Regions from separate parts of the Mus musculus genome. Here region 2 is linked to region 1. The links are chromatin loops, found by intact Hi-C in ENCODE. Cell type or tissue: heart. All regions are shown on one strand. Each heading gives the region's core, and the rest is flanking DNA. Links, peaks and the distances in the headings are about the cores only. Region 1 overlaps Ggta1 (glycoprotein galactosyltransferase alpha 1, 3). Region 2 holds the start of Ggta1 (glycoprotein galactosyltransferase alpha 1, 3).

The links. Peaks named below come from ENCODE experiments on the same cell type or tissue, not always from the same donor. Only the 100,000 strongest peaks of a DNase experiment are listed, where the experiment ranks them.
Region 2: a loop joins it to region 1, with 2.4 times the contacts of the local background. A loop is called at or near these places in 4 of 42 quality-filtered maps.

What each region holds. Positions count from the first base shown.
Region 1 is chr2:35,402,915-35,418,585 of GRCm38, reverse strand. It overlaps Ggta1 (glycoprotein galactosyltransferase alpha 1, 3), which reads left to right. Exons shown (of 8, transcript NM_001145821.2): 5 at 4,302-4,367; 6 at 5,159-5,260; 7 at 10,504-10,641. Among named protein-coding and RNA genes, the nearest start is that of 4930402F06Rik, 14 kb to the right of the region's middle. In heart, for the core only: no CTCF peak of the experiment used is centred there; no DNase peak of the experiment used is centred there; H3K27ac peaks cover 851 bases.
Region 2 is chr2:35,455,220-35,470,890 of GRCm38, reverse strand. Ggta1 (glycoprotein galactosyltransferase alpha 1, 3) reads left to right here and starts at 9,442. Exons shown (of 8, transcript NM_001145821.2): 1 at 9,442-9,696. In heart, for the core only: no CTCF peak of the experiment used is centred there; DNase peaks (open chromatin) are centred at 7,280 and 7,900; H3K4me3 peaks cover 1,699 bases; H3K27ac peaks cover 2,346 bases.

The DNA.
Region 1 (15,671 bases), core at 4,999-7,498:
AGGACTTGAGCCCCTGTTGCCTGCCTGCCTGTGAGCCATTCTTTTACTTACAGCACGCCTGTCCTTGAGCTGGGCCATTTTATGCAGATGACAGAGTGGAGGCCAGCCTTGCTGGGGGCCAGCCTTGCAGGGGAACAGGGTGGGGTGGTCAGTAGTGGTTTATATCTTTGTTCTAAGTAGTATTAGATCTTGAGATCCTCCGCCTCAGGCTCCATGGAAGAGTGCTCCCGTCTTCTGAGTGCTCAAGGGCCACATGAAAGCCGAATAGAGCCCTTCACCATAGGGCATTACAGTATGGATTGGGTGAGCTCCGTGCATAAGGAGCCTGTGATTTAAGGTGAATGAAGGGAGTTGAGGTAGAGAGGAGACCGTGAGAGACTGTGAGACAAGGAGGCAGAGACTGCCTGCCCTGGAAAGAGATTCATAGACATTTGTAAAACACATTCTGTGGGCCAAGTGCCATGCCAGGATCAGATCAGGGAGGGCACAGAAGAGGTGACTTTTTGAGCTGTGCCTGGAGGATTAGTGCTGCTAAAGTGACAGTTGAGCCTGAATATCATTGGCAGATTCTAGGAGAAGATGGTAAAATTTAGAAGGAAGGCTGTTAAAGACATGATGGCAACCATTAACTACAAAATAGTGCCCCAATGTCAAGTAGTGTTCTTAATGTTGGCTTGTCTTCTCCTCTCTTCTCATAGTTGCCCTCTTTTCCTCATGGTCCCCCCTTTTCTAATTGTCTCCCCCTTTTTCCTCATTGCCTTCCTCTCCTTCTCATTGTCTCCTCCTCCTCCTCCTATGGTAAGATGTGGAGTTACTCCACAGGCTCAGATGTGGGGTTCTGCACCTCATTAGTAGAATGACTTTGAGAAGACTCATGGATTGCCCCTGCCCTCCAGAGTAAGGCTGGGGACAGAGTGGTGTGAGGATTCCCAAAGCCACTGTGTGTCAACTGCGTGGAACAGTGCATGGCTAGGCTCACCAAAGCACTACATTAATACATTGATTTAGGAGCTAGGTACATTAGGGCTTTGTCCTGGAGTATGGATCTTGGGGCAAAGCTGGAGGAGGTAACAGGGCAGGAAGGCAGATGTTTGCTCCCTGGGAGGAGGCTTGATCTCTGGTGTGGGGAGGAAGTGGGGAGAGGAGATAAGAGCCAAAGAGACCCTGGTAGAATCTGAAACAACTATTAACGATGGGATGAGCAAAGTCAGCCATAGGGTTTAGGCACAGTGCCTCTGCCCAGCACCAAATTACTCAGTATGGCACTAAGTCCTGTCTTTTTGAGACACTTCTCATTGGTCATTGCTATGCAGAGCAGGGAGGCCTCAAACTTGTAGCTTCTGCTGCTCAAGGCTGGAATTAGAGGCACCAAGCCACCACACACATTTTCCAGTAGCCTCTCTGGTCAGCACTGTCACCAGCCATGGCTGCCTTGACCACTGCCCACTTCCTAACTGTTCTCCACACCAACTCTTTATGCTCATTGCTGCTCTCTGGCCACACTAGCTTTCTACCAGTTCTTCCCAGGCAAATTCCCTAGCCAGGATGTATGTTGCTGTATGTTGCCTTCTCTGTTACATTGTATATTTTTCATGAGCCCCAGCACTCGGTGTGTAGGACTTGCCTAGCACGTGTAAGACTGATGAGAGCTAGTGCCCTAAAGTAGTTGTAGCTGGCCTAGCCTTCTGGTTAAAGCAACACCCATGGGGGCTGCTCAGAAGAAGGGATCTGAGCTGAATGTGGCGGCTATTTCCTGTGGGGAAGAATCCTCAGCCTGAGGTGGCTGGCCGTGGCGCTTCCACCTTCCCCGCCTTCCTCATTGCCCAGCTTCTGGGACTGTGGTGGAAGAGGACCTTCCTGTCATGTAACAAACAGCTGGGTGACTTTAAAAGAGAGAAAGAGGGAAAAAAATCCCCCAAATAAAAACAAGAATTGAGAGTGTTTGGGTGCCCACTTCTGTTCCTCAGTGATGCTTGTGGGAATCCCCTGAGAACCCAAACGCTTAAGGAAAACCACTGCAGTGAAGCCTTTCTGAGAATTAAAAGTATATGACGTTTCTATTTCTTATTTGTCCTTAGCCCAGAAGGCTCTTTCTTGTGGATATATCACACAAAGTAAGTGTTCTGAATTCTGTGTATCTATTGGATGTCTGGATCACTTGATTTTTTTTTTTTAGCCCCTAAAGTTGATTTCCTCTCTTCAAGCCAGCCAATGTAGTGCTCGGGCCACAGTAAAGGGAGGAGAGAGGCCAGGACAGGGAGGAGGATTGCTAGGGCCCTGGGGTCAGGGCTGCAACTCTGCTAGTCCCCAAACTGGTCTTTGTAGAATAGTGATGAGTTTTGCTCTCGGTTCTGCTCAGGGGACTCTCCTCAAATATTGTCATGGGGACCATTTTTGGTTGACGTAGGGAAAGAGCCCAGGGAACTGCATGCTGTAGTGTGTACCCTCAGTGCTGCTGTGAGGCACTGAGGGAGGACTTACGTTCAGTTCCAGTTTCTTATCTTCTGCATGGTGGCCAGGAAGTTCAGAAGAAATAATTTGTAACAGCTTTCACCACACGTAGCCTTCATTTGGGTGTAATTCATTCCCTGGTGTTACACCTGCCTTGTATCCTTACCTGCTGAGGGGTCTTGGCCACACACTCAAACCCACTGAGCCCTCACTTCAGCCGTAAAGAGGAGAATAGACGTGAAACTTGAATTTGAGATTGCCAAGGTCATGCGAAAATATACACTGGGTAACCAAATGAACCAGTGGCATTTTCTTGGTGTATGTGTGTGGTATGTGCACGTGTGTGAGTGGGTGTCTATGGTTATGCCTGCCTATGCATGTACCAGTGTGGGCCAGAGGGCAAGGTTTATTATTCTATTCTTCTGTACCTCAAGTTTGGAGACAAAGCTTCCTACTGAATTTGGGTATTAATTTTGGCTATACCAGCTGGCCAGCCAACCCAGGACTCCTGGTTTCCCCCCCTACCCCCCACTAAGTGCCAGGGTTCTACACTTGTACCGCTTGCTTTGGATTTTGTCAGAGTGCTGGAGATCTGACCTGGGGTCCTCATGCTTTTGAAGCAAGCACTTTATTCACTGAGCAATCTTCCTAGCCACTAATATTTCTTTTATTAAAATTGTGTGTGTGTCTTTGTGTGTGTGTGTGTGTGTGTGTGTGTGCGTGCGTGTGCGTGCGCAGATTGGAGGACAACTTGGTTCTTTCCTTCTACTCTTATGGGTCGAGGAATTGAACTTGGGTCATCAGACTTGGTAGCAAGTACCTTTGTACCCACTGAGATATCTTATCCGCCTTTCTCTATTGCCTATGACTTTTGTGTGTGTGTGTGTGTGTGTGTGTGTGTGTGTTTTCTTTCCCAATTATTATAAGCACGTCTTGAATTCACTAACTATCTCAGACATTTCCAGAGGCAATTGAGGCCTAGAGTGAATTTCTTAGCCAGGTGTGGTGGAGTGAGCCTCTTGTCTCTGCCATAGGCCACATGGGAGGGCGGCTGTGGTAGCCTGAGCTACAAGCCAGGACCCCACCTCCAAACAGGGTCCCTAATGTTGTATGCCTGTTCAGAGTCACCTTGTCACTGCATCCAACTTTCTCTCACTAGAGACACCTGAAAGTAGAGATTATTAACCATGATTATCAAAAGTCAGGGCCAAGATTGATATATAACTATTTTCTAACTTTTCTGTTGTCAATCTTCAGATTTCCTGAAGCTTTCATTGATTGGGCAATGGGATTTTTTTCTCAGATTAATCTCTATAATACATGCATGTATACAGACACACACAGACACACACGCATGCAGTCATTCTCGGGAAGGTGCTTTTTCTTATTTTAATATTACCCCTCGTTACAGCCGCTTTATGTTCACCAGGCTCTTGCATATCTGCTGTCTCATTGGTCATTACAGATCCCTTCGTGGAAGGATTATTATTGATTACCCTTTTCAGAGAAGAACGTGGCAGTTTAGACAGTGTGAGTGTATGCCAAAGTCACTCCACTAGCAGGAGGAGATCGTGACCACAGGCTCTCAGGTCTGCAGGGTCTCCACCATTCTGATTTCCCTGCCCCTTATCCTTCAGGGGTCCCAGGGATGAGCAGAGTGCTCAGGGCTGCCCAGAAGGGCGCAGCTGAGGCCCCTCAAGTCCACTCTCTGCCTTTAGCTCAGCTGCCTTTTGCGTGTCCATGTTTCATGAGCTGCATCTTGACGTTCACTTTTTCTAGTGCTACCCGACCCTTAAAGTTCAGGACCGCCTCGATTTCTAGATGTGTTTATATTCTTTTTCATTTCCTAGAATTCCAGAGGTTGGTGAGAACAGATGGCAGAAGGACTGGTGGTTCCCAAGCTGGTTTAAAAATGGGTAAGGGATCAGGATGGGTTCCTAAGTCCCTGAAACCCACAGAGGACCCATGGCCTCCTCCCTCCCTTCTTCTGGCTCACTGGACTCACTCATGGAGTCTCCTCATTGCTGTTGTTGTTTTTGTTGTTGTTAGCTTCTATTGTTATTGTGAGGGGTGGGGAGTGTGTTTGTGTGTATGACGTGTGTATGATTGCAGCTGTGTGTACACCATAGTACTCATCGGAGGTCAGAAGGCAGCTTTCAGGAGGCAATTCTGCCTTTCCAGTACGGGTTCCAGTGTGTGATCACCAGACTCAGATGCTCAGGCTTTCAGGACAAGCAGTTTTACAGGATGAGCCATCTCACCAGTTCAGAGGAGGCTAACTTACAAGTGGAATTCTGAGTGTCTCCCCGCTTCCCTCCCCCTCCTCCCACTCCCTCCTCCCCCCCTTCCTGTCTGCCTTCCTCCTTCCTCTGCCCTTTCTTCTCCAGTTAAGGGTGAAGTTCAGGCTGAAGTGGAAATTTCAGAATAGACACAGAACAGAAATGTCCCTTGGAGTACTGTTCTGAAACATCTCACCGACTTCTGAAATAACTGAGGGTTACAGGGTCACTGGAACCTCAGCCCCTGACCCACATGGTGGCCAGAGAGGCAAATGCTGTACCTTTTATCAGAAGTGTGTAGGGATCAAGGGGTCAGTGCCCTGAGTCCTCCAGTCCACCCAGTGGTGTGAGTGATGCCTTCTTTCCCTTGAGACACGAGTCATGGAAGCCACCTGTCCTTACCAACTTTGTCCTACCTTTGTCCACAGGACCCACAGTTATCAAGAAGACAACGTAGAAGGACGGAGAGAAAAGGGTAGAAATGGAGATCGCATTGAAGAGCCTCAGCTATGGGACTGGTTCAATCCAAAGTAAGGACAGACAGGAGATTGGGGTGGGGGGTGCTGAGTGGGGTTCTGAGGAGATGCTGAGGGGAGTGCTGAGGGGGTGCTGGCAGGAGGGGGTGCTGGCAGGAGAGGGTGCTGGCAGGAGGGGGTGCTGGCAGGAGGGGATGCTGGCAGGAGGGGGTGCTGGCAGGAGGGGATGCTGGCAGGAGGGGGTGCTGGCAGGAGGGGATGCTGGCAGGAGTGGGTAGACCTTCCTCAATGGGCTTTGGCTAAGAAACTAAGATCTGGGTGCTTTGAACCAGACTGAACACTGTGGTAATTGCAGCAGGAAATGGCCAGTGGTAGGTTAAACATAAACACTGGGTGTTAAGGACTTTACAGGCCACATAGGATGCTGCTGAGAAAATGACAAGGTCTAGGGTGAGCCAAGAAAACTCTCTCTAGATTCAGCTAAAACATATCCATGAGGTAGAAATTATGAGCTAGGAGATCCCAGAGCCAGGAATCCACTCCGTACACAAGCAGAGAACGCGTGTCTATCAGAAACTAGGAAATGGTAGCTGGTGTTTTCCAAACTGCTGCTCGCTACCCACTCACGTTCTCAGAAAGCAGCCGAAGTATCAAGCCTAAACAGACTTTAAAAACAAGCAAGGAATGGTAGCGTTGGTGCAGCGGGCAAAGCACTTGCCGTGCTAGTGTGCAAACTGGAGGTCAGACCCCTGGAAGCTGTGTGAAGCCAGATGCAGTGGCCTGCGTGTGTGAGCCCAAGCATAAAGGTGGAAATACAGACAAGAGAATCCCTGGAAGGTCTTAGGTCAGTCAGGCTGCTTTAGGAAGTGGGAACCCCCAAGAAACCCTGCCTCAAACATGGTGGGAAGTGAGAACTGTCACCTGTGGTTGTCCTCTGACCTCCACATGTGGGCTGTGGAATCTGCATGCCCACACACTACATACACGTCACACACACACCTACACATAGCATTGAAGTATAAGAGATGATCAAAGTGCATACCCTAAGGATGAGTGTTTGTAAGTAGAGTTTTGTTTCTGTGCATATGTGTATTATTTGCATATAATATAAACTATTTCTTCACTTGATCACAACCAAACTTGTAGTTCTTTCAAATTAAAGCTTTAAAAGATACTGTGTTAGGCACTGTGTTGGGGACACTATGATACGTTTAAGAAGTTCCTCATCTCAGAACTGGGGTTTCTTAGCTCAGTAGCGGAGTATGTAGTTAGCATGCATGCGACCCTGGGTTGATCCCAAGGACTAATATCGAAAGAAGACAGGAAAGAAGGGAGGAGACGGGATGGGCAGGAAGTGGGGAGTGGGTAGAGGGGTGGGGTGTGTGTACGTCATAGTCCTAGAGGGCAGTAGATGTTAAGGTCATGTGATCAGCTGACGGGAAAGGTGTGATCAGAGCTGCCCAGGGCGACTGTCAGCCCTGGGAGACTTGTGATTGATGGTTCTTCTAGGAAATGGACATTAGGAACTGCCACAGGCTTAGGACCTGAGAGGTGGCACTGTGTCGTGTATGTGTTAAGGAGTTTCTGGGTGGAAAGCCTCAGCTGCTCATGAGCTTGGCTGAAGATGAGCTGAAGACAGAAGGTGAGGTGTCATCAGGCTACAGGTAGCAGGGAGATCTGTAGTCACAGATGAGGTCATTGGGGCAGAGGAGTAGGACCGGGTGTGTTCTGTCTCAGCCCTGGAGGAGCAGGCAGAGAAAGAGACCTCTCAAGGGGTGAGGCACAGCTGTAGAGGAAGGAGAGAACAGTGCCTCGTTCTTTTTGACGGAGCTCAGGCTCTGGAGAAACTGGAGATGTTCTGGCAAGTCCACTGAGTTCTCAGGAGATTCATGCCAGTGTGCAAGACTGAGAATTCCATCCTGCCCGTATCTTACCATAGGCTGGGCATGGAGTAGCTGCCTGGGACACTATGAGTGTAAAATGTTGGGAGCACTGCAGCTTTGCTAAGCCTCTTAGATGGGGATGAGGTCCGGGGCCTAGACAGCTAGAGATGGCAGCTATGGGGATGATGTCTAAGAGCTAAACAGCTAGAGATGGTGCCTATGGAGGTAAGACACCCCCGCCCCCCCACAAACCCAGGGCTAGACAGCTAGAGATGGCTGCTGTAGATATCTCAGCTCCGCCCCAACCTCTTCTTTCTCATTTCCCATCTTCTTAAATACCTCAGTCCTAGCCTGGGAGAAGTTTTCCGTTGTCCACCAACAGTAAAATTCTATTATCAATTCTCCCTCTCAGATTCTTTCCACAGCCTCTCTCCCTTCCATAGCCACCTCCGCTGTTTGTGCTGACATTACCTCTCTATTGGGATTGTACAGCTTGTGTGATGTGTGTTCCACATCTTTCCTCAGTCTACTGTGTGCTTCATAAGAATTTTAAACATCGATTCATTTATTTGTGTGTGGCAAGGCCCGCATGTATAAGTCAGAGGACAACCTGTGGGAGTTGGTTCTCTCCTTCCACTGTGTGTGTTCCTGGGATCAAACTCTGGCTGTCAGCTCCCACGAAAGTGCCTTTGCCTGCCGAGCCACCTGTCCAGCCTAATACACAGAATTGTAATACTTCCTCTAGCTAACCCGTGGATACCACTAATGTACCTGTGCATGAAGACATACAGTTGGGCATGAACTCCTAGTAACCTAGAGACCCGGATGCTCTATTGCAGGAGGTGGTCATTTTCCTGAAGTTTTTGCCCCCTATGGTGGACCTGGCCATACAGAGGTCACACAGTTTGAGTGCCCAGTGCAGAAGGAAGGGCATTTGAGTGTCACATAGCACCGTTTCCTCCCGCTCTTTAGAACCTTATCATGGCGGTCTTGGCTCAGGCAGTTGATAGTATCACAGTGGCTTCTTTGAGGGGATGTGCTTGTGGGTTTTGATGACTGAGCTTGCTTCAGGCACAGTTTCCCCCTAGAAACTGGAGTCCCCTCATCCTGCCTCCCACCTGCTCCCACCTGCACTTCCAGGCTGTTGTCTGGCTTCTCCGTCACGCGCCACTGACATGCTGAAATTGCCAGTGGAACTGAACAATTAATGACCGGGAAATAGAATGTTTCAATTTTTAATTTTGCTTTAATTTTTAATAGCGCTGTTTTGTCTTCCTGCTCAAAGGAGGTTCTCACTTTCAAATAGCCAAGGTGGACACTGGGTTTCCACTCAGTTTCAAGCCAGTAGGGCCCGAGAGGCCACAGAGCTGAGGAGTGGCATGGCAGGGTTGAGCACCCACTATACTGAAGGTTCTCAGGGGAAGAACTGGGTGCCATTTTGTAACTTTAACTTTTTCAAATCCTATTTTTAATGATAGTTCTTAAACGCTTTAACCTTCCTTGTAACCCACCACCCACCAGAGGTAATGGAAAAGAAAGGATATGGGGGAAGTAGACCTATATTACAAAGGTTCTTTGGAACAACTCCTGTCTGTGTTGTTTGGAAATCAGCAGTTCAGTTCACAGGTTAGCAGGCAGCGAGTGCCAGCTCCATCCACTCGCAAACACCTCACATATACACCAGCAGTCCAGTTTGGTGGTCGGGTTAGCAACAGTGGTTACATGACCTAGCAGAGAGAGCCAGGCTCAGCCTCAGCTCGGGTCAGCAGGAGGGACTAATAAGAACACCAAGAGAAAGTCTCTGCTCTGCCTCTCTCAGGGAAGTGAAGATCAGGAAAGATAAGAGTCACAAGTGTTGCACAGGTAACTGTACCAGCAAGCCAAGTTCTGTCTCCGTCACTCCATGGAGTCCTATTTATACCCTCCAAACATCACGTGTCCTCCATATACTTTGCCTCAGCACTTGCATCTAATCAGCTAAGTCCTTGAAAGCAGCAGCAAACTACAGCACACCACCAGAATTTCTTTTGGTGCATTTCTCTCTATGGCATCCCGACAAATGCACCTCAACTATGCAGTGTATAGCGGACCAATACAAAGAATTTTTCATCATGAGTCCTTTCACATTCTTACTTTAGTAGAACATCCTCTCTCCTCTGTCTGCTTCAGTGAAACGTTCCTTCAAAAGTCTGCCTTAGTCTTTCACCTGTGTGCACCTTGACGAAGTGTTCCTTTACATGTTTGCCCCAGCAAAACACCATCTAACTGACTTTCCAAAGAACCCTTAGGTTTCCACTCCACCATTTCTCAGTGCTTAAACTTCAGTTTGGCTCTTTGTGAAAATTAAGAGGCCAGTGGCTCAGCCCCCTTCCCCTTCCGGAGCCTCTCTTGCCTTGACAGTGAGTGCTGGCAATGGCTGGTGTGGGGCTAAGTGCAGGAGGGAAAGGCCTGTTCTTAGCTCCTGGTATACACGACACATTAAATACAGGCCTAGTCTTTTCATTAACCACAGTATAACATCATCTGCTCATATAGAACAATGAGCAACACTGTAGTTCACGCACAGCAACAACAAGACAGACTGAGGAGGTTGGCTGGGTTAGAGCTACTGAGACTTCCTTCCTTCCTTGACAGCAAAGTCAACAGCCCAGCAGATGAGGCTCTGACATAGGAGGGAGATAACATTCACAAACGCTGCTTTTGAGAAAGAGAATCTGCATATGATTATTTATTTTCTCCTTTTTGTTTTGAAATACCATCACTCAATAAAGCCAGCCTGGGAAGGGAGTAAATGTTCTACCAGGGTAAAGCTCTGCAGGTGAACACCCCTCAGAGCTGCCTCCTGTGAGCTCCTAATACCAGTGCCACACTGGCCTATCACAGTTCAGTGCTGACGAAATGCTGCAGTAGCTACTGAGTGGACAAAGGCAAATCTGGGGTTTAGCCAGACTTTATCAGCTGAGCACGTGTCCATCTAAGGAGCAATGAAAACTGGGGCTCAAAGCACTAGACTCCACAGAAAGACTCTGGGTTCAAGTCACAGCTTTCCTCCTTAGTAGCTGTGTGACTTTAGGCAGATAAGGGCCAGACTGTCCATACTGCAGACAACAGCACTGGGAACCAGTGAGGTTTAGCTTTAAATAACAGGAAAATGCCACAAGGCCAAGCAAGCTTGCACAACTTGTATTTCACCCATCCAGGACCTACTATCTTTGTACTTCACTCTATTCCAAGAGTTGGAGGTACCCTATGCATTTGTGCCTGGCCCTTGCCAAGACTCCACCCCTTCTGTAATTCCTGTCTTTCATGCAGGCAAGATTCAGTGACAGTCACTGGCCTCCCTTCCTTGGCCAGTCTCTCACCACACCTCAGTGTAATGCTTCTGACTCGGTGTTGCATGCTTCTTCTCACCAGGAACCGCCCGGATGTTTTGACAGTGACCCCGTGGAAGGCGCCGATTGTGTGGGAAGGCACTTATGACACAGCTCTGCTGGAAAAGTACTACGCCACACAGAAACTCACTGTGGGGCTGACAGTGTTTGCTGTGGGAAAGTAAGCACCACTGACAAACTCACCCTTGATGATTTGTTCTTGTTCTAGCATCAAAGGATTTGTGTGGGGCTCCAGGGCCCCACAAAGGCTGGAATTTGACAGTAGACTTCCCCCTTCTTTCTTATAATGGCTGAGAAAAAACAATGATAGTAGGTGATGAGGTATTTCTCTGCCAGTGAATGAGCCAATCCAAGCCAGAGTAGATTGTATTAAATACAGGTTTATTGGGAAGCTGCTCTCAGGTGAGGTCACTGACCCCAAGGACTGAGGCCAGAGATGTCACCGTGGGGAGTATGGTGGGGAAGGGCAGAGAGGTGGGAGGGGAGGGAGGGAGAGGCAAAGAAAGAGAGAGAGAAAGGGCAGAAGGAAGGGAGGGAGGACTGGGGGAAAGAGAGCGCAAATGTGTGCATGTTAAGATTCTGTCTGGACTCCACGCCCACAGTTACCTGGCAACGGCCAGGTATGCTCCTACTCATAGTTACCTGGGAACAGCCAGGTAGGCCTGGCCCACAATAAAACGGGCTGCTTGCCCCTTCTCTCTCTCTCTTACTCTTGCCTCTTGCTCCCCCTCTCTCCCCATTCCCTTCCCTCCTCTATCACCATGGTCATGGCCGGCCTCTACTTCTTTACTCTCTCCTTCTCTCTGCCTTTCTCTGCCTCTAGTACTCTTTAACTCCCCTCCTCAGGCCCTGAATAAATGCTATTTTATACTATACCGCCATGTGGCTGGTCCCTCAGGGGGAAAGGACACCTTGGCATGGGTCCATTAAGGCACCCCCCTCCCCCCATACCTCACCACACCCCATAGAACATATTCTTATATTTCTTTATCTTTTTATAATCACAAGCAAAGTGTCTGGATTACAAAGGCAAGAACCTCTGGGGGGAAGGCTGGAAAGTTCAGGCATGGGGGTAAGGTATGTCAGGTAGGGACTGAGGGATGCTGGGAAAACCTGGAGGCCAGGTCTGCTTTGCTATGTAAAATAGGCACCTTGGTCCCTTGTTCCTGGGTTCCAAACCAAACAGGAGGTAAGTCCACCAATTCCCACCACACAAGGGAGGGAGACTCTCTTCAATGCCACTGGTACCCAGAACCAAGACCATTCCTGCCTTCAGAACCTTTCTAGAAAGGCCCCAAAAGCCAGCTGTTGACTGGCTGGGATGTAAGTGCTCCTCCTTTCTTATAAAGCCCAGGGCCACGGACAGGGTGTGGATGTTTGGGTGTGTCAGAAGACAATTTAGGGGTGTTGGCTCTCTCCTTCCACTATATGGGTTCTGGGGATCCACCTCAATGCTCAGGTCTGGCACCCATACCTACTGAAAAGTCTTTCTGGCTTGTTTCTTTTTCTGTCCCCAGGCCCTTGGTGTTGGTACTTCTTCTGATTTAAACACACACACACACACACACACACACACACACACACACACACACACATCAACAGGAAGTTGGCTCGCCTGCCATAGACAAGAGGAGTAGAAGGAGCAGGTTGACCTTCCATTGAGCTTTCACAGGACAGGACCTAACAGAAGATGCTGGGGTGATATCCCCGGATCCCCTCCCAGGGGCCAGCAGTCCTCCTTGGCTTTGGGAAGTCCTGACATTGCTCAGTGTGCTCATTCCCTGAGCCTAATGCCATCAAGTGAAAAGCAGTGTCTATTGACATTTCACTAGAGGCATTTGTATTGTTTAGGGATTGGAGTCAGGGCTCAACTCAGCAAAGCCTCTGGGCACTGAAGCCACAAGACAGCCACATTGCACATTGATTTGATCCTAGTGTTTCCCTAAAAGAACAGAAAGTTACCCACTGTCCCACAATGCTATCAATCATCCAATCACAACTCTGCAGAAAAACAGAAGCCAGAACACCACAAGAGCCCTGTGATCCCTCCCACCTCCTGGGGGAAAGCTGTGCTCCCAGATAGACAAGTCTGCCACAGTGAATGCCAGAGAAAGTGCATCTGGACCTTAGGGATTGGTAGTTGCCTGTCTTCAGGCTCCATGCCTGGAGCCACCTGTAGCACTTTAGCCTCTTAAGCTGACTGTTAGACACTGCGGTGACACTGCCCTCCCTGCCCTGCTCCTACGGATTCTTTCCCAAGCTTCAGGGCACACTGGGTTTCCTTAGAGGTCCAAGTACAGAGGTGTGTCCTGACCTCTATCCTTGTGGTCCTGTCAGAGGCTCTCCTGGACCATTCAGACCTATTTGCCCATCTAAAGAGTCACACCTACAAGCCTTTGAGCTCCCTGATGCCAAAAATAAAAAGTGCAATTTGTTTCAACTCCACTGGAAAAACCCAAGCATTGAGAAAAACAAAACAGCAACAAAAGAAACAAAACCAAAGCCACCTTCATTACATTCAGAACATTGTGATTGGCTACTTGTGTGCTCAGCAAACTGACTGTGGTCCATGTCTGTGTAGGGTTTGCACAAGGACCCTCTGACGTCACCCTCATCCTGCAGTCTCCTTGGTATTTCTTTTTTTTTTTTTAAAGATTTATTATTTATTATATGTAAGTACACTGTAGCTGTCTTCAGACACTCCAGAAGAGGGCGTCAGATCTCGTTACGGATGGTTGTGAGCCACCATGTGGTTGCTGGGATTTGAACTCTGGACCTTCAGAAGAGCAGTCGGGTGCTCTTACCTGCTGAGCCATCTCACCAGCCCCTCCTTGGTATTTCTTGGGAAGACAGTCTATAGCTTGAGCTTGTAAAATGATCAATATGGTGTCATTAGATTGAGCAAATATTCAAATTGACAAGAGATATTTATAAAAATGAGAAAAATAATACTGATACTATAAAATGTTGGAAAATATGTGAAGTAATAGGAACCATTTTTATTGCTAGTTGGGAATACAAAATGGTGCAGCCACTGCAGAAGAAATTGTGGAAGTTGCTTACACAACAAAACATGCTCTGATCATAATATAATCTTCTGGTCAGATTCCTTGGTGTTCCCCCACATGAGTTGAGACGTGTCTTCACAACAACCTATGTAGATATTTTTAGAAATGTTCTTTGTAACTGCTAAAACTTGGGAGCAAACAAGTCAAATGGAAAGATGAACGGATCAATTCAGACAATAGGATAATATTTCCTGCTGAAAAGTGAGCTGTCGAGCCACAGAGAAGAAGGAGGAGGAAGTTTTTGTCAATTGTTACTTAGTGCAGAACACAAGCTGGAAAGGTTCCAGTGCTGACCAGTTTTGTGTCAGCTTGACACAGGCTAGAGTCATCTGAAAGGAAGGAGCCTCCATGGAGAAACTGCCTCCATCAAATGCAGCCTCAGGCAAGCCTGTAGGACACATTCTTAGTGACTGATGGGGGAGGGACCATCCCACTGTCTGTGGTCCCATTCCAGGGCTGGTGGGCCTGGGTTCTATTAGAAAGCAGGCTGAGTAAGCCATGATGAGCAAGCCAGTAAGCAGAGCCCATCTATGGCCTCTGCATCAGCTCCTGCCTCCAGCCCTGCTTGAGTTCCTGTCCTGACTTTCTTCTAGGATGAAAAGTGATGTGGAAGTGGAAACCAAGTACCTCTTTCCTTCCCAACTTGCTTCTGGTCTTGTGTTCTGTCAGAGCAATCTGTCCCCAAATAGGACAGATCTCTACTGTCCACTTTCTGATTCTGATTCTGGAAGAGCCAAGCTATGGTGTCAGGGAAAAGAATGGTGCCTGAAAGCAGCTGGGGTGAGAGAAAGGCAGAAAAAGAGGAGCCTGGGAGAGTGAGTTCTAATGCAGTCAGACTCTTGTGATATAGCACTGGTGGGTTTTGCTGATGCCATGCTTTTGCACACTTCCCAACATGAACCATAGTATAACATAGAATAACCTTATGTTAATGTGAGTGCCAACTGTCACACACATGCCACCAGGAGCACTGGTGGCCCTAGTAGGGAAGTCTATTCACATACCAGGTAGGTACATGGGTACATTCAACACTTTCAGCTCAGTTTTGTTCAGAATTCAAAATTATTCTAAAGCATGCTAATTTTTTTTTTACATTATATCTGTTTTTTATTTTATGTGCAATGGTGTCCTGCCTGCCTGAGGACGTTGGTTCTCTGGAACTGGAGCTACAGACAGTTGTGAGCTGTCATGTGGGTGCATGAAATAGGATTCTGGGAATTGAACCCAGGTCCTCTGGAAGAGCAACTATTACTCTTAATGCTGAGCCATCTCTCCAACCCCAAAGAATGCTATTTTTAAAAAGATAAAATTGTTAAAATATAAGCAAACTATAGTGTGGTCTGTAGCTCAGGTGGTTGGCTGCATAGTGGGTATGACACTCTAGGTTTGATCCCAGGCACCTTAAAAATAGCAGATGTCCTGCTGGTAATCCTAGCAAGACTATGAGAAGTTCAAGGTCATCCGAGACCGCATAGTAAGTTTGAGGATAGCCTGGTATACATGACCCACTGTCTCCCCCCCCCCCCAATAAATAAATAAATAAATAAATAAATAAATAAATAAATAAATAAATAAGATGCAATCTGAGATTGTTCTAGTATATGAATGGAATCATAACATGGTTTTTGTCTAGATGGTCCACTGGTGTTTGGGGTAGCCCGTGAGAGGTTTGTAGAATGGACATGAGTAAGGAATTAGATGTCCATCCTATGAACATGCATCCTCTGTGTCACAGAGGAGGCTGACAGTGCTAGTGTTTGGGGTTAACCTAACCGAGAAGGTAAGGTTGAGTTTTGAATGCTCAGAGGATTCTGGGAAGAATTTTCTTTGTGTTTGGCTTAGCAGATACACTGGCCTCTTCTGGATATTCAAGAGCTAGCTCCTTCTCTGACAGCCAGCTTCTCAATCAGAGAACAGAGCCTTAGCATGAACCTTACTGCAACGCAGAGTAGTTGAGAACACCGAGCTCTCAGTGTGGCAGGCATCGAAGAGCATGCGGTCGGGGCTGTGCATCCCCAGTTTGCTTAACAAAGCTGGCAGTGAGATAAGTCATGCCACTTTCCCCAAGGACACAATGACCAGCTAGTGTCGAGTGGTATGTGGAGAAGCCATCCCCTCCTAA
Region 2 (15,671 bases), core at 5,995-8,494, 51 kb before region 1:
CTGTAAGCTGAGCCAAACCCTCTCCTCCCCAAGCTGATTTTGGTCATGCTGCTTATCACAGCGATAGAAACCCTATGTAATGGCTAAGACACCACAAGTCAGTGTCTCAGCTTCACTAAGGATCTAGTTAATGTGCTCCAGCAGCGGCGTGCATCTGTGCTGCAAGTGGCTGTATCTGTCATGGGAGTCACTGGTCATTCTAGCAGCAAGCACAGGTCAATGACCAGTGGATGGTCAACAACAGCTCTCTGGACAAAACTGGTCTGAGAGTCTGATAGTTATGGTGCCACACAGGGTTAGGATGTGAGTGGCTGACAGTGTCATCACATTTTGTCTGAGATAGATGTCATACTCTGACACAGATGTCACAACTGCAGATTGGATTACAGGTGAAAGATTAGCTTTCTACTGGGTACAGGTTTTTACCAAGGCTTCCATGTTCAAGATACCAGTAGTGTCCATATGATAAACCCATCTATACTCCTAGCTATAGGGTCGCTGACTGTTGGTTTTCTATAGCTGTAACGTTCTGATATGTCATTTCATCACATCTTAGTGCCAAGATTTCCTGAGGGAGACACTGTCTCTAGTTTTGGTTTGTACCTTGTATAGCTTTTCTGTTGTCATGCTTTCTGTATTTCTTTGCTATCTGTCTGTCTATCTATCTATCATGTACCATCCTATCTATTTTAGTTTTTTGAGACAAGGTTTCTCTGCCCTGGCTCTTCCAGAACTTGTTATGTATCCTGTGGTCCCTCAGAAGGAACAGGAAAACTGTAGGATGAACTAAAACCCAAGTGTCTGGGACTACCTGTGAGGGAGTTTCTTCATTGGATCATTTGCAATGAGAAGATCTACCCTAAATCTGGGCCACACCTTCTGGTGGCAGCACACATAAAAGGAGGTGGGAGAAGGAAGCTTTTTGGTTTTGCCTGCTTGCTTTGGCTCTTGCTGGCAGGTTCATCTATGTGGACACTGATGCTGATGCACTCCTTCACTGGTGTTTGAACCTACTTCTTCAGGATTCCAATGTAGACTGAAGACCAACAGCTCTCTAGGAATCCCCTGGGACTTCTCCACTAGACTGAGACTTGTCAGACATCCAGTCTCATGGACTAAACAGCTGTTAGCCAATCCATTGAGAGACAGCCTCTGTTTGACTACACAGCCACTTCCTGTAGGTCACTCATAAGAGTGATTAAATCTCTACACTAAAATATCTATATTAGACTCACTAAATCTTGATATACTCAAATACACTCAGATGCATACACCCCTCCCCCCACAGATACACACACATACAGATGCACACACACATACAGACACTCAGACACACATATGCACATATTTATCCTGTTAATTCAGTTCTATTCCTCTGGGGAACCCTGACTAATATATTCTCCTCCATTTTCTGTATCTCATATGAGGAGAATTGCATCATCCTTTGATCTGCTGGTTTTGCGATGTTTGAGATGGGCAATCTGGAGTGGTTTTGAAATATCTATGTGTCCACACGTTCCTGGTTTAATTTGGTAAGTTCATAAGAGGCAATGCTTCATTTGTGTAAATAAGTTACTTATTCAGCACCTCATGATGCACACGGGGCAGATAGTATTTAGGGGTAGCACACAGGCATGTGGAAATTGAAGGACAACTTATCATAGCTTGCTCCTTCTGCTGTGTGGGTCCCAGACATTGAATCAGTCCTTGGGTTTGGCAGCAAGCACCTTTACCTGCTGAGCCATCCTGCTGGCCCAGGAGATGGCTGTTTATTGACACAAGTAAGATGCAGACTCACTGCCTCAGCATTGGTGCCCCAAATGGAGAAAACTGCTGGTTGAAAGATGGGGTCACTCAGGACAAAGCCCTGCAGGGGACTCTGCTGTGTGACATGGGATATCTTAGAGCATGTACAGCTTAAAACATTCATTCTCTCTCTCTTTTTCATTATTCCTTCACATCTTCTCTCTCTCTTCCTCCCTCCCTCCCTCCCTCCAAAGTTCCTCCCCAACCCCCTTTATTTCTTCAGTTTTTACCTCTTTCTGTTTCCTTCATCTTTTCCCCTTTCCTTCTGATGTCATTTCCCTATAATGACTGATGGTTAAGATGAGAGTATCCTGTTGATACAGAACCTCCATCATGCCATACTCCCTTCTTGGGAGTACCTTACTAATGGTTGTTAGTCCCTGGCCTTTTCTGTAAATGTCTCTGACAGGACTACTCAGATGTGTTGTGCCCCACTGTCTCCTACAGGGACCCAGGCCACCTCTGAGGTACCATGACTAAGTTTCCCTTTTCTAGTGTTCTGCTCATGCCCATTTCTTCCTAGATATGGGTCTCATATTTACCCTGCAGTTCTGTGGAGTTAACACTATCTCTTTTGCGTCTTTATTAAAACACCTCCCAACCCACATTGGACCTGTGAGTTTCCCTACCTGTCACTGGATAAGGAGCTGGGGAAAGGCCTAGGACAGATCCTAGCTCTGAAAACCCCACACTTTTGGCTTTGAAGAAGTCACTTCCCTACCTACATCTCACTTCTGCGTTTGTCTATGAGGGTAAGGCTGGCTGTCTTTGGGAATCCAGGGCTTTCTGGTTGCACAGGATTTCCTTCATCCAGTGTTTCTGTGGGAAAGGCTCACCTAACACTGACCTTGCACTCCTTATGGTTAATTCTGTTCCCCACCAAAGATGCTAGGAGGAAATTTCCCATGTCAGAATCTTCTGGATGGATATTTCAGATTCTCCCAAAGGCCACCTGACCTCAGCACTCAGATAAGGAGAATCTGACAAGAGGAAGGACCTTGTTCAGAGGTGGGAGAATGCAAACTGGGAGTGGCTGCTCCAGCACAGTCAGTAATGACCTTAACTTGGGTTTGCTGTTGGTTCATTACCCGGGGTGACCTGCATACTGACGTGTCCTCAGAAGCAGTGTTACAGAAAATCTGGTAACTAACAGTCAAGGCATTTACTCAGTCGCAGCTAGTTGTTTAACTTTTGAGAGCTTGATGGTTTCTCTCAAAGAATTAAAAACATATCTAAAGCAGACCCATGGTATTAGCTCACATTTTAAGGAAGCAAATTTAAATCTAAACAACGCATGAATTTTTTTCTGCCCTTGGCTCTATAAACTGAACAAGTCCACAACACAAACGCAAATAAAAACTTTAGCATCAAATTTTAAAAATTTCTTTTCTTTTTTTTTTAAAGATTTATTTATTTATTATATGTAAGTACACTGTAGCTGTCTTCAGACACCCCAGAAGAGGGAGTCAGATCTTGTTACACATGGTTGTGAGTCACCATATGGTTGTTGGGATTTGAACTCAGGACCTTCGGAAGAGCAGTCAGTGCTCTTACCTGCTGAGCCTTCTCACCAGCCCTTAAAAAATTTCAAATGGCATAAAATCAAGGAACAGATTAAACTTGTGACATTGTGCTTCACACTTACCATTTTTCTGTATTATATTTTAATTAATTAATTAATTTCTTTATTTTGGATTACAGGTTGTTTTATTAGACCTGGAAGACTTGCTGGAGATGGACTATTCAGCTTGAGTTTCTGAACACAGAAGCAGAAGTCTTTTAATTTTATATACCATTTATAACAGTTTCCAACAACAAAGTATGTTTGCAAAGTGTTCTGTTTCCTCATCTCTTCCACCCTCTCCCCATTTTTTTGGTGGTGCTGGTGTTGAATCCAGGGCCTGGTACAAGCAAGCTATGTGAGTTCTTGTTCACTGGCCTCTCTCTAGTCCCCTTTACTTTGTCTCTCTTTCTTATGTGTTCCGTGTGGAAGAAAAGGAAGGAGAGCAGGTACTAGTGTGTCAGGAACTAGTGTAGAGACTAGAGGGCAATGTTTTGGGAAAATGTTCTTTCTTACCTTGTTTTTAGGCAGGGATTTTCCTCTGTCTGTCTGTCTGTCTGTCTGTCTCCCCTCTCCTTTCAACTCTTCCGTGTGTGTGTTCAGGTGGTTGTGGGAGCCAGAAGGGGCCAGTTGATTCCCTAGGGCTGCCCAGTGTGGCTGTTGGGAACCACACCCACAAGTTTCTCATAACTCTTAAGTAATTTTTTCTTTTTAAAGATTTATTTTATTTATATCACTACACTGTAGCTTTCTTCAGACACACCAGAAGAGGGCATTGGATCTCATTATATATGGTCGTGAGGCACCATGTGGTTCCTGGGAATTGAACTCAGGACCTTTGAAAGAACAGTCAGTGCTCTTAACCACTGAGCCATCTCTCTAGCCCATACTATCCTTTTTTGGGGGTGGGGGGTGGGGCTCAAGACAGGGTTTCTCTGTATAGCCCTGGCTGTCCTGGAACTCACTCTGTAGACCAGGCTGGCCTCGAACTCAGAAATCACCTGCCTCTGCCTTCTGAGTGCTGGGATTAAAGGCGTGTGCCACCATGCCCCGCCAGCCCATACTCTTATGCAATTTTAACTGTGGAGCCATTTCTCCAGCCCAAGGCAGAGTCTTTCTTGTTACTACAGCTTTGATGTGCACTCTAGGACAGTAAGTCCGTGGACTTTGGGCCAGTTCTCCTGTCTCCCTCCCATATTATTGTGTGTGTGCTGGATTACAGGTGCTAGAATTGAACTCAGGTCCTCAGGCTTGAGTGACAAGCATTTTCTTTCACCTGCTGAGCATCTTCCTGACCTTCGTCTTTTGATTGTAATCACAATGGACTATCAATCGAGCTATATCATTGTAAGTCAGGGCACAGTGAAACCACTGAACTAGACCACTTCTGGGGAGAAAGGAAGGCTTATTGGAGATCAAACTGATCAAACTGTTTAAGCTAACTCTCAGGGACAGAGGACAGGGGGAGGGGAGAGAGAGAGAGAGAGAGGGAGAGAGAGAGAGAGAGAGAGAGAGAGAGAGAGAGAGAGAGAGAGAGAGAGAGAGACTCTAGGCCTGAAGAGGACTTTGAACCCTAAAAGCCCACCTGCAGTGACTCACTTCCTCCAACAAGGCCACTACTGTTCTAACATTCTAACCTATCAGAGTTCCAAATCCTGATGACTAAGCACTCAAATATAGGAGCCTGCAGGAGGGGTAGGAGGTATCTTATTCAAACCACAAGAGAAAATCTGTGAATCTCAGCAGCTACCCAGGTGAAGAAAATGAGGAAGACAGGACATTTGTCACTTGAAGGTAGAATGGTTGCATGCATGAGCCTGGACCATGCTCCCCACCATGATAATGATGGACTAACTCTCTGAAACTGTAAGCAAGCCCCCAATTAAATGCTTTCTTTTTTTAAGACTTGCCTTGGTCATGGTGCCTCTTCACAGCAACAGAATAGCTGTCACGGAGTTTTGTTTTCCTTTTTGTTTGTTTGTTTGTTTGAACTCTAATAAAGTTGTCTTTGAGTTTCCTTTTGAGTCCATTCTTAAATTATTTTTATTAATGAGACTAAGAGCCCAGGATTGGACTTCAATTTCCCTAGTAACACATGGCAACTCCTTTGGGACTCTTGTTTTTTGTAGAACTATCACTGTTTTCTCCAACAGTTGTTTATTTAGTGTCAGAGGCAGAAGCTCATGTGTGGAGTCAGAGAACAACTCCACAGAGTCAGTTCTCTCTGTCCACCAAGTGAGTTCTGGGAACTGAACTCAGGTCCTCAGGCATAGTAGCAAGCAAACCTAACTCACGGAGCCATCTGGCCAGCCCTTGTTTTCTTATTTTGAGCAGGGTCCCTAGCTACATCAACTGGGCTAGTTTTGATTTTGAAGCAATCTCCCACCTCTGCCTCTCGAATGCTGGGATTATAGATGTGTGGTGCTATGTCTGCTCCTCAATCCCCCACCCCAAGCAGGATGTAATGGAGCGCGCACCCTCCCCCCCAAACTCTAAGTATTTGGGAGGTGGAGGCAAGAGTTCAGGGTCAGCCATAGTTTTGTGACAAGTTCAAAGCCAACCCGAGCTAAGCAACATATTCCCAAACAAACTATAAAGCTTTGGTAGGTAGGACCTGGAGAGGGCAAACCATGATCAGAACCTTGAGTGAAAATATTATTTTAATAAAAACAAAACAACAGCAACAAAAGCTCCTCCTGTCTAGTTGACAGCGTGTTCTCAATTGTGGTAACTGAGAAGTGGAAATGAAAGCACTTGGCGCCTCGGCTTACTATTTGAACTGTGGTTACTAATGAGCTCCAGTGAGCACACTGGCAAGACAATGCTAGGATTGATCTCCAGCAAAGGGCTCATTGTATTGGCTGCCTGTCTTCTCATGGTTATGATAAAACACCAAGCCTGAAAGCAAGCTGTGGAGGAAAGGGTTTCTTTGGCTTACACTTCCACAGCACTGAAAGAAGTCAGGACAGGAACCCAAGCAGGGCTGGAACCTGGAGGCAGGAGCTGATGCAGAGGCCATGGAAGGGTGCTGCTTACTAGCTTGCTTCCCAAGGCCTGCTCACCCTGCTTTCTTATAGAACCCAGGACCGCCGCCATGGGGTGGCCCCACCCACAGTGGGCTGGGCCCTCCCCCATCAGTCACTAATTAAGAAAATGGCCTACAGCTGGATCTTAAGGAGGTATTCTCTTCATTGAGGTTTCCTCCTCTCAGATGACTTCAGTTTGTGTCAAACTGGCGAAACAAACTAGCCAGTACCACTGCATGGCTCCACATTCCTGAGCCGCTGTGTGGGGCCTACGACTCCATTCTGCTGCTGCTGTGTTCCACTGGGGTTTTCCAAGTTCTGCCGCTGTACTTGGTGAGTACGTAGGCTCTGTGCTTACCTCAGGAACCTTGTGTCCCCTTTCCTTTGGCATAGGACCCTCAACAATGTGTGCAATCTCCACGACATCAAGTTACAGCTTTAATAAGTTAATAAACTTTAATACGTTTCTTAGTCTGTGACAATGATGTTCAAGGGCTGGAGAGATAGCTCACTGTTAAAGCGCACCTGTTGCTCTTGTAGAATGGTGTTACAGCTCTGACCGGAATAGTGTTAGCTAGTGTTACAGCTCCTCCAGGGTGGGGAGAGTGTTTCCCCGCTGCAAGTGTTATAACTCTGCTCTGGCCCGGCACAAGAACCCAGGAAGGTGGTGGCTGCCTCGGCTTGTGGGGGAGAAGCAGCAGAGACAGTAGATGAAAACAGTGTTGTCACAGCTTTCCTTGGGGCGGAGCTTTCCATAGAGTTTGGGCTTTTTACTTTGATGGCTGGCCGCGGGTGGGGGTGGGGGGCTGAGAGGGGCGGGGAGGGAACGAGGAGGGGCAGCGAGCTGAGTCTGACCAACCATTAGGGAAGTGAGAGTGGTCTGTGGGCGGAACCTGAGTGTTGGCGTAAGGAGGTCCTCAGGGGAGGGGCCTAGCTACTCATGAGCCTTCTGGGGCTTACAAAGAGGACCTAGGTTCTGTTCCCACGCCCACAAGGTGACTCGAACCATCTTGAATTCCAGATCTTGGGTTTCCGAGTAGTTTCCTTTGAACTTGTGGGACACCCAAGCACACACGTTGTATATATACATACACATACTTGCATGCAAAACACTCATAAAACAAACAAAAACTTTAAAAATCTTATTTTTTTTAAAACTATAACCAATGGTGGATATTTTAACAAAAGCAAAATTATACCCTTTTATCTGGGGATGAAACAGATCCAATTGAGCCTGAGGGTGGAGCAAACCAGATGAGGGCAGATGTGCTTGTTGGGCATAGAGGTATAAACTCTGCCACGATTATTTTGGGTTCCTTTCTAAATAATTACAGAAGGTCGCAGTGGCTCTGTATAACCCGATCAGAGGACACCCAAGGCTCGAAGGCCACAAGCAAGCTATGCTCTAGATGCCTCTTGGCCAGTTTTCACCCCAGAGCTCAGGACTGGGAGACCTAGCCTAGTAAGCATCCATGGGCAGTCCTTAGCCTGTAGCCCGTGGCCTTTCTCCTTTCTTCCCAGAGAAACACCCAGTGTGGAAAGACCTTCCAGGCTCCCAGGTGTCTGGCTGTAAGCCAAGCCAGTGTCCATGAGACCTTTCCTCATTGCATAGGGTGTCGGTTCCCCACCCCATCACCCAGTAACACCCCCCCCCCCCCACACACACACCCGTAGTTCCTCCTCTGCAGCCCCTATCACCATGGGCAGGTCAGAAGACACAGGCGGCCGTGAGCGATTTCTTTTCTTTTTCTTTTTCTTTTCTTTTTTTTTTTTTTTTGCTGGTTTCAGGCTTTTTTCTGCCTGAGTGGAGATGAAACATCACTCCTCCCACAGATGGGAAAGAGGTGCAGGTTGGGGTAAAGTGAGGGACACCCGATGCATCACACGTGCATCACGCCGGACGTTGTGTTGGGGGTGGGGGTGGGAGTGGACTCTCTAGGCTCCCACTCCTCGGGTCGGCGCACGCCACTTGCCTGCGCCCTAGGCCGCCGAGCTCTGCAGGGGCCAGAGGCGCGCACCCCACCCGACACACCCGGACAGAGCAGCGGCCGGGTCTCCTACAGCGCAGGGCGCCGCCCGCCCGCCCGCCCGCCCGCGTGGTCCCGTCTCCAGCGCAGCAGACAACACACACCCGGCCTGCTTTTGCGGATCAGGTGGGTCCCGCCGGGCGTCTGACACTGAAGCCACGCGAGGGCTTCAGTGGGGAGGAGGTGTGGGCGAGCGGGAGCGCCGCTATTCCGGCCCAGCCCTACCTCGGTCCTTGCTTTTGTCCTGGTCACTCGATCATTTCCTCTGTATCCACTTCTGAACTCTAGGCTCTGTCCCACCCTGAACAGTGTCGCTGCATCTGTTTGCTTACTGGGGTCTCCCGCCACCTTCCCTCGCTATCCGAATAGCTGATATTCAGGGCAGCACAGGGCAGCACAGGGCAGGGCAGGGCAGGGCAGGGCGAGTAGGGCAGATCAGATCCTGGGACCACCGGTACTAACCAGTGAGTGTAGAAAGCAGGAGGTGTCTTTTCCTACTGTAGTTAGGACAGGGCGGGTTGGCTCTTCTTATGGACAAGATGGAAAAGGGGTGCAGGTAGGGGCAAAGTGAGAGACACTCGAATTTGAGAGACAGACAGACTCCTAACAGTGAAGGAAGGACCAAGCCAAAATCAAGCCTGGGCAAAGTCTCAGGCACTAACTTTGCTGTGTTGGGTGATGGGAGGTAATCTCGTCACAACTTTTCAAACCACCTCGTTCCCACTGCAAGGAGACACCATCAAGTGTTTGAAGATGGCAGGGGAACCTCTCAACAAAACACACACACAAACGTTTTATTATTTTATATTTATTTTGCATGCAAAGTACTGTGTTTCATTATGGCATTTTCATACATATGCGATTGCACAAACTCTTGAAAATCATCCAAGAAACAGCAAAGCGGGAAATAATGTTGTGGGGGGGGGGCGCGGAGGAGAGAGAACAGAGACTGGAGAGAGTGCTGTCCTCCTTGCTGCGGGGGCCAGGAAGAGGCTAGGAGGGCGGGGATGTCAACGCCACTAGCTCCTCCCTCAGGAAGGACCCCAGGGACTCTTATTTTTGTAGTTTTGCTTGTCTGGGCCACTATCGGCCCCAGAACAGATCTGACTGCCTCTTTCATTCGCCCGGAGGTAGATAGGTGTGTCTTAGGAGGCTGGAGATTCTGGGTGGAGCCCTAGCCCTGCCTTTTCTTAGCTGGCTGACACCTTCCCTTGTAGACTCTTCTTGGAATGAGAAGTACCGATTCTGCTGAAGACCTCGCGCTCTCAGGCTCTGGGTAGGCAAAGGCGAGGGGGCTCGCCATGGCTCGGGTTGTCCAGGGATTGGGGCATCAGGACTACGGGAGTCTCTGCCTTTTGATAGTGCTTCCTTACAGTTATTTTTGGGAGTAGTTGCTTCTTCCTGATGGGAGCCGCGTGCGGGTCCAAGCTATCTTTTGCAAGTAACAGGTGTCTGGTGACTAAATGCAGGGCTGAACACTTCACTTGGGATTACCTGGTTCCAGGGACTTTGAGTATTGGCGCAGGCCCCAAATGGCCTAGGAGGGGTACCTGGAGACCCTGGCTCCTGCTCCTGTGATCTTACTACATAGAACCGATTCTTTTATTTCTACTTTCTGTGTTAGGAACGCCCCAAGAGGATGTTTTGGGGAGGCCTCCTGTCCCCATTCCCTGTGATTAGGGTCAGTTTTCAGTGGAATGCCTGAGATCAGAAGGCGGGAGATCAATTGATTACTGTCAATGGCCCCCTGTGGCTAAACTTTACCGGAAGCTTTCTCAGTCACAGAGCAGGAAAGGCCGCCTTGCACTGGCCATACTGACTCTGAGCAGCCATTTGCCCGGTTTCTGACACTTCTGAGCCAGGGGCTGACCATGGGTTTTATTCCCTGTGCACTTCTGGGTCTTGGTGAAACTTTTAGTGTACATGGGTCTCTTAGGTTCCCCAGCCTAACAGGATAAGCTTGGCACTGTTGGCTGGATTTATAGAGAAGGAAATCAAAGTTGGGAGAAGCCAAGTCACTGGTTTATGGGTGCTCAGGGTTTGGATTGAATCTGAGGTTGGAATGCACTCCAGCCAGCCTCTAAGGCTTGTGTGCTTCCTGTTTGTTTGTTTGGAGTGTGTGGTTTTGTTTTGTTTTGTTTTGTTTTGTTTTGTTTTGAGACAGGGTTTCTCTGTGTAGCCCTGGCTGTCCTGGAACTCATTCTGCAGACCAGGCTGGCCTCGAACTCAGAAATTCCCCTGCCTCTGCCTCCCAAGTGCTGGGATTAAAGGCGTATGCCACCACAACCTGGTTGCTCACTTTCTATTCAGCATCTCCCACCATGGCAAGAAAACGACTAAGGAACAGATGGCATGACTCTGGGGGGAAGGGCTGGGGAGAGTGGAAGGGAAGAGGTAGTGGGTGGGGCTGAGCATTTCAACAGGTGCAGTTCAGGTATAAATATTATTTTTTGAAGTGAATATGCTTTCTGATAAATAATCAGGGGTCTTTACAAGTTATTTACTAATTTTTAATTACACTCTAATTTACGTACACTAAAATACATAAACCGTAAGCATTCTTGGTTTTAATGAGTTGGAAGGTTTTTAGAGGGACAGTCCTTGTGTTTGGTCTAGGCTGGTCATTTTCTGAGAAGTGGCTGAAGTCTTGTGTGACAAAACTTTTGCCAGGGGATACAGCACACCTGTCTACTCACCTGGATAGTGAGTCCAGGGCAGACCAAAATACGGATACCACCAAAATCCAACTTGGCGGACCCCAGAGCTTTATTAATGTTATTTATGGGAATATAGGTGAGGGGTTACTTACAGAAGTATACATGACTCATGGATAGCTGTATCATCAAAGGACAGGTGACAAGTCACAAAAGCTGGGAACCTGGAGCATAGCCTTCAGATAATTCAATAGTTGGAGAGTACCCTTTCCAGGTAACTGATCTAAACCTGGTCTAGGCAGTCCAGCTGGTTTCTGCTTCTTCCAGGCAGCTGGTCTGGTCTCAGAGTCTTCTTTGCAGCTCAGCTTCTATCAGTCTGAGAGTAACTCTCAGTTTTTATTGCTTGCTCTTGTAGGGAGGGGCCTAGTGAATCTGGTCAGTTTCAGGGACTTCCTGGATCTGTTTTTTGGTTTTTTGTTTTTTTTTGTTTTTTTTTTTTTTGGTTTTTCGAGACAGGGTTTCTCTGTGTAGCCCTGGCTGTCCTGGAACTCACTCTGTAGACCAGGCTGGCCTCGAACTCAGAAATCCACCTGTCTCTGCCTCCCAAGTGCTGGGATTAAAGGTGTGCGCCACCACTGCCTGGCAGATCTAATTTTTCTTATTGTATGTGTTCTTTCCTATAATGTATCTAATTTTAATCATATGTCCACCTAGGGAGATTCTCCCTAAAAGGCTACTGGGTGGCTTAGTTTTGCCTTATTGCCCACATATTCAAAAGGCAGTTCAAGCTGGATTGGCGGTTCTGTTCTTCCTGCACTTGAATGGGAATTGTCAAAAGCTGGGTGCAGGTGAAGGGCTGAAGACTGCATAGGAGAGTAGTAGTGTGTGTATGTGTGTGTAGTGTGTGCAGGTGAAGGAACTAGGTTGTCAACTGCACTGTGGGATGCTAAACTGTCTCCTGTGCTTGTCTGCCCCAGACCAGCTTTAGGCATAGAGATTCCTGGGCTCCAGAGTCTTCTGTGTTATCAACTAGGGAGTTTCAGACTTGGTTCTTGTAGTCAACAATCTAGGCAGTTTCGGGAATGTTCCTGGCTTTACATATGACAAGGGTCACTGGATTAATGATGGTGCCGGTAGCTGAGAGAGAAGACAGGAAGGAGGGCAGAGAAAGGAATGAATTGCCTTCATTGTTAAGTGTTGCAGAACAGTGCTGGGAGGGGGTGGCTGTTGGGAGAAGGACAGGATGGGATGGAGAGGTTCCATTGGGCAAATAGATTACCAAAATACACAAAGAGAGGAGGACAGAGCGGAAGGAGCAGTGAGTGAGTTGAATCCCAGAAGCGGAGCCAGCAGGAACAGTGGCATTTTATAAAAATGACAATTACATTCATTGTATGTGGATGTGGATGGGTGTGTGCGTGCCATGGTGCCTGTGTGGAGGTCAGTGGGCAGTCTGTAGAACTTTGACCTTTCTTCCCGCCATGTGGTTCCTGGGACTCGAGCTCAGATGTTCAGGCTTCATAACTAGTGCCTTAGCCTGCTGGGCTAACTGGCCAGCCCAAGGAACCTGGTTTTCAGATAGTTTCCTGGCTGGCTTAGAAGTTGATACATGGACCATACTGGCCTTAAACTCATAGATGTCCACCTGCCTCTGCCTCCTCAGTTCTGGGACTAAGGACATACAGCACCATGCCCACCCAGCCGAAGAAGTAGGTTTTTGAGACAGGCCTTTTCAGTATAGTCTATGTATCCCAGATTAGCTTCAGTCTCTCTCTGAATCCCCTTGCCCCCCATTTCCCAAGCACATACCCCCTCACCTGCCTAAGCAAGTATTTTTGTTATATTTATTTTTTAATATGTATTTTTGATTATATATATGTATCTACCTATATATATATCTGTATGTGATTATGTGCGCACAAGTACAGTGCCTTTAGAAACCAGAAGAGGGCGCTAGATCCCTGGAACTGGAATTACTGACAGTTGTGAGCTAATATGTGGTGCTGGGAACTGAACCTGTATCCTCTGGAAGAGCAGCCAGTGCTGCTGACCAATCTCTTCAGCTGCTTATTTTTTAATTAGCATACAAAACAAGTTTTTTGAGATATCTTTTTTCTTTTCTTTCATGATAAGATATTTTCTTTATTTACATTTCAAATACTATCCCAAAAGTTCCCTGTACCCTCCCCCCCGCCCTGCTCCCCTACCCACCCACTCCCACTTCTTGGCCCTGGCGTTCCCCTGTACTGGGGCATATAAAGTTTGCAAGACCAAGGGGCCTCTCTTCCCAACGATGGCTGACTAGGCCATCTTCTGCTACATATGCAGCTAGAGACACGAGCTCTGGGGGTACTGGTTAGTTCATATTGTTGTTCCACCTATAGGGTTGCAGACTCCCTCAGTTCCTTGGGTACTTTCTCTAGCTCCTCCATTGGTTGAGATATCTTTATACAAAGCTTTGCTCTCCCCTCCTCCTCTCTTCCCTCCTTCCCTTTTCCCCTCCTCCCCTCCTCCCACCCTGCCTCCTCCCTTTCTGTCCTCCTCCCCGCTCCCTCCTTCCCATGCTTTCACTTGGACCCTTCTGTCCCTGGTAGTCCCCCTCCGTTCCTTTAAACTCTTTCTCCTCTTATGTCCCCTTTCTAGTTTCATACCCTACGCCCACACTTACATAGCTAACACCTAAACGCATAACTACACACACATATATATCAGCTCATGAGAGAGAATGTGAGGTATTCATCTTTCTGAGCCAGGCAGGCTACCTCAATATACTAGTCTCCATTTTCATCCATTTTCCTGAGAATTTCATTTTTATTTGAGGCTTAATAAGATTCCCGTGCATATTAGTATACCCTGAACTTTGATGTCCACTCACCAGCCGATGGACACCTAGGCTGAATTTCATCTCTTTGCTTATGAACAGATCGGCTGTTGACATGGGCAGCCAAGGATCTCCGCCTATGACAGAGAGTCCAGGAATGGTAGACCTGGGGCTCGTGGCTGTTATTAGTTTTATGAGAAACCCTTGCACAGGTTTGCATAGTGGCTACACCAGTTCCTATTCCCACCAGCAGTGAATAAGGACCTCTCTTGCTCACATCCTTGCCTACAGACATCTGTTGTCATTTGTGTTTTTAGTGATAGCCAATGGCTAGGGTGGGAAGGACTCTGGAAGCCATTTTAATTTACATTTCTCTGATGGCTAAAGATGTTGAGCACATTAAAAACCAAAGCAAAGCAAAGCAAAGCATTGGTCTTTTGTGTTTCCGCTTCTGAGAACTGTTGGCTTAGTGGCCATGTATTACTTGGCAGGGCTTTTTTTGGCTTGTTTACTTTTATTCAATTCTTTATATAGTGTAGATAGTAACCTTTGTCTGAAGTACAGGGATTGCTGTACTATGACCACAGAAGGTCTTTTCATTATCAATTGTCTTCTTCAACTTACTTTTCAATGTCTTAAAGTTTTCACTCTAGAGGCTTATTCCTAGGCATATTGTACATTTATTTATTTATTTATTTATTCATTCATTCATTCATTCATTTGTTCATTTATTTATTTATCCTGAAGCTATTGAGAATGGAATATTTCTCCTAATACCTTTCTCAGTGAGTTAATTTTTTTTGGTATATGTAAAAAAGCTACTGGCTTTTATATGTTGATATTTCTATCTTGCAACTTTACTAAAAATGTTTATCAGATCTAAAAGTTTTCTGGTGGAGTCTGTAAGATTTGTTTGTTTGTTTGTTTGTTTGTTTGCTTTAAGACAAGTTTTCTCTGTGTAGCCCTGGCTGTCCTGGAACTCACTCTGTAGACCAGGCTGGCCTCAAACTCCAAGCGCTAGGCCTAAAGTTGAGCCCCAACCAGCAGGTGGATTTTAAGTGTAGGATCATGTTATTTGAGAGCGGGAACCATCGGGCTTCTTTGTTGTCTACTTTTATTCTGTTTGTATCTTCCTCTTGTCTGAGTGCTCTAGCTAAGACTTGGGGCACTACACTGAACATGAGGGGGAAAATAGCCACCTGTGGGCACCCTTGTGTCACCCCAGAGTTTAAAGGAGATGCTCAGTTCTCTCCTGTGTAATCTTGGCTACAGATTTGTTACATATTATCTTTATTATGTTGACATATATTCCGTTTGTTCCTAGTTTCAGACTTTTCATCATGAAGGCATATTGAACTCTGTCAAGTGTCTTTCTGTATCCATTAAGCCAATCATGCCTATTTTGCCCTATGTCTGTTTATGTGATATGTTCTATTTATGGTTTTGTATTTGTTGAACCAGACTTGCATCCCTGTGATGAAACCAATTGGTCACGATGTATGATCCCTTCACTATAAAAAAAAAAAAAAGAACTAAGACTAAAATAATTATTTGTGTGTTTGCCTGCCTGCCTGTATGTATGTATGTATGTATGTGCACTGTGTGTGTGTCTGGTGCCTCTGGAGCACAGGAGAGGATACTGGACCCTCTGGAACTTGAGGCACAGACAGTTGGTAGCTATCATGTAGGTGCTGGAAAGCAGATCTGGCTCCTCTGCAGGAGAATGCTCTTAATGGCTGGGCAATTTCTGCAGCTCCATTAATGTGTTCTTGAATT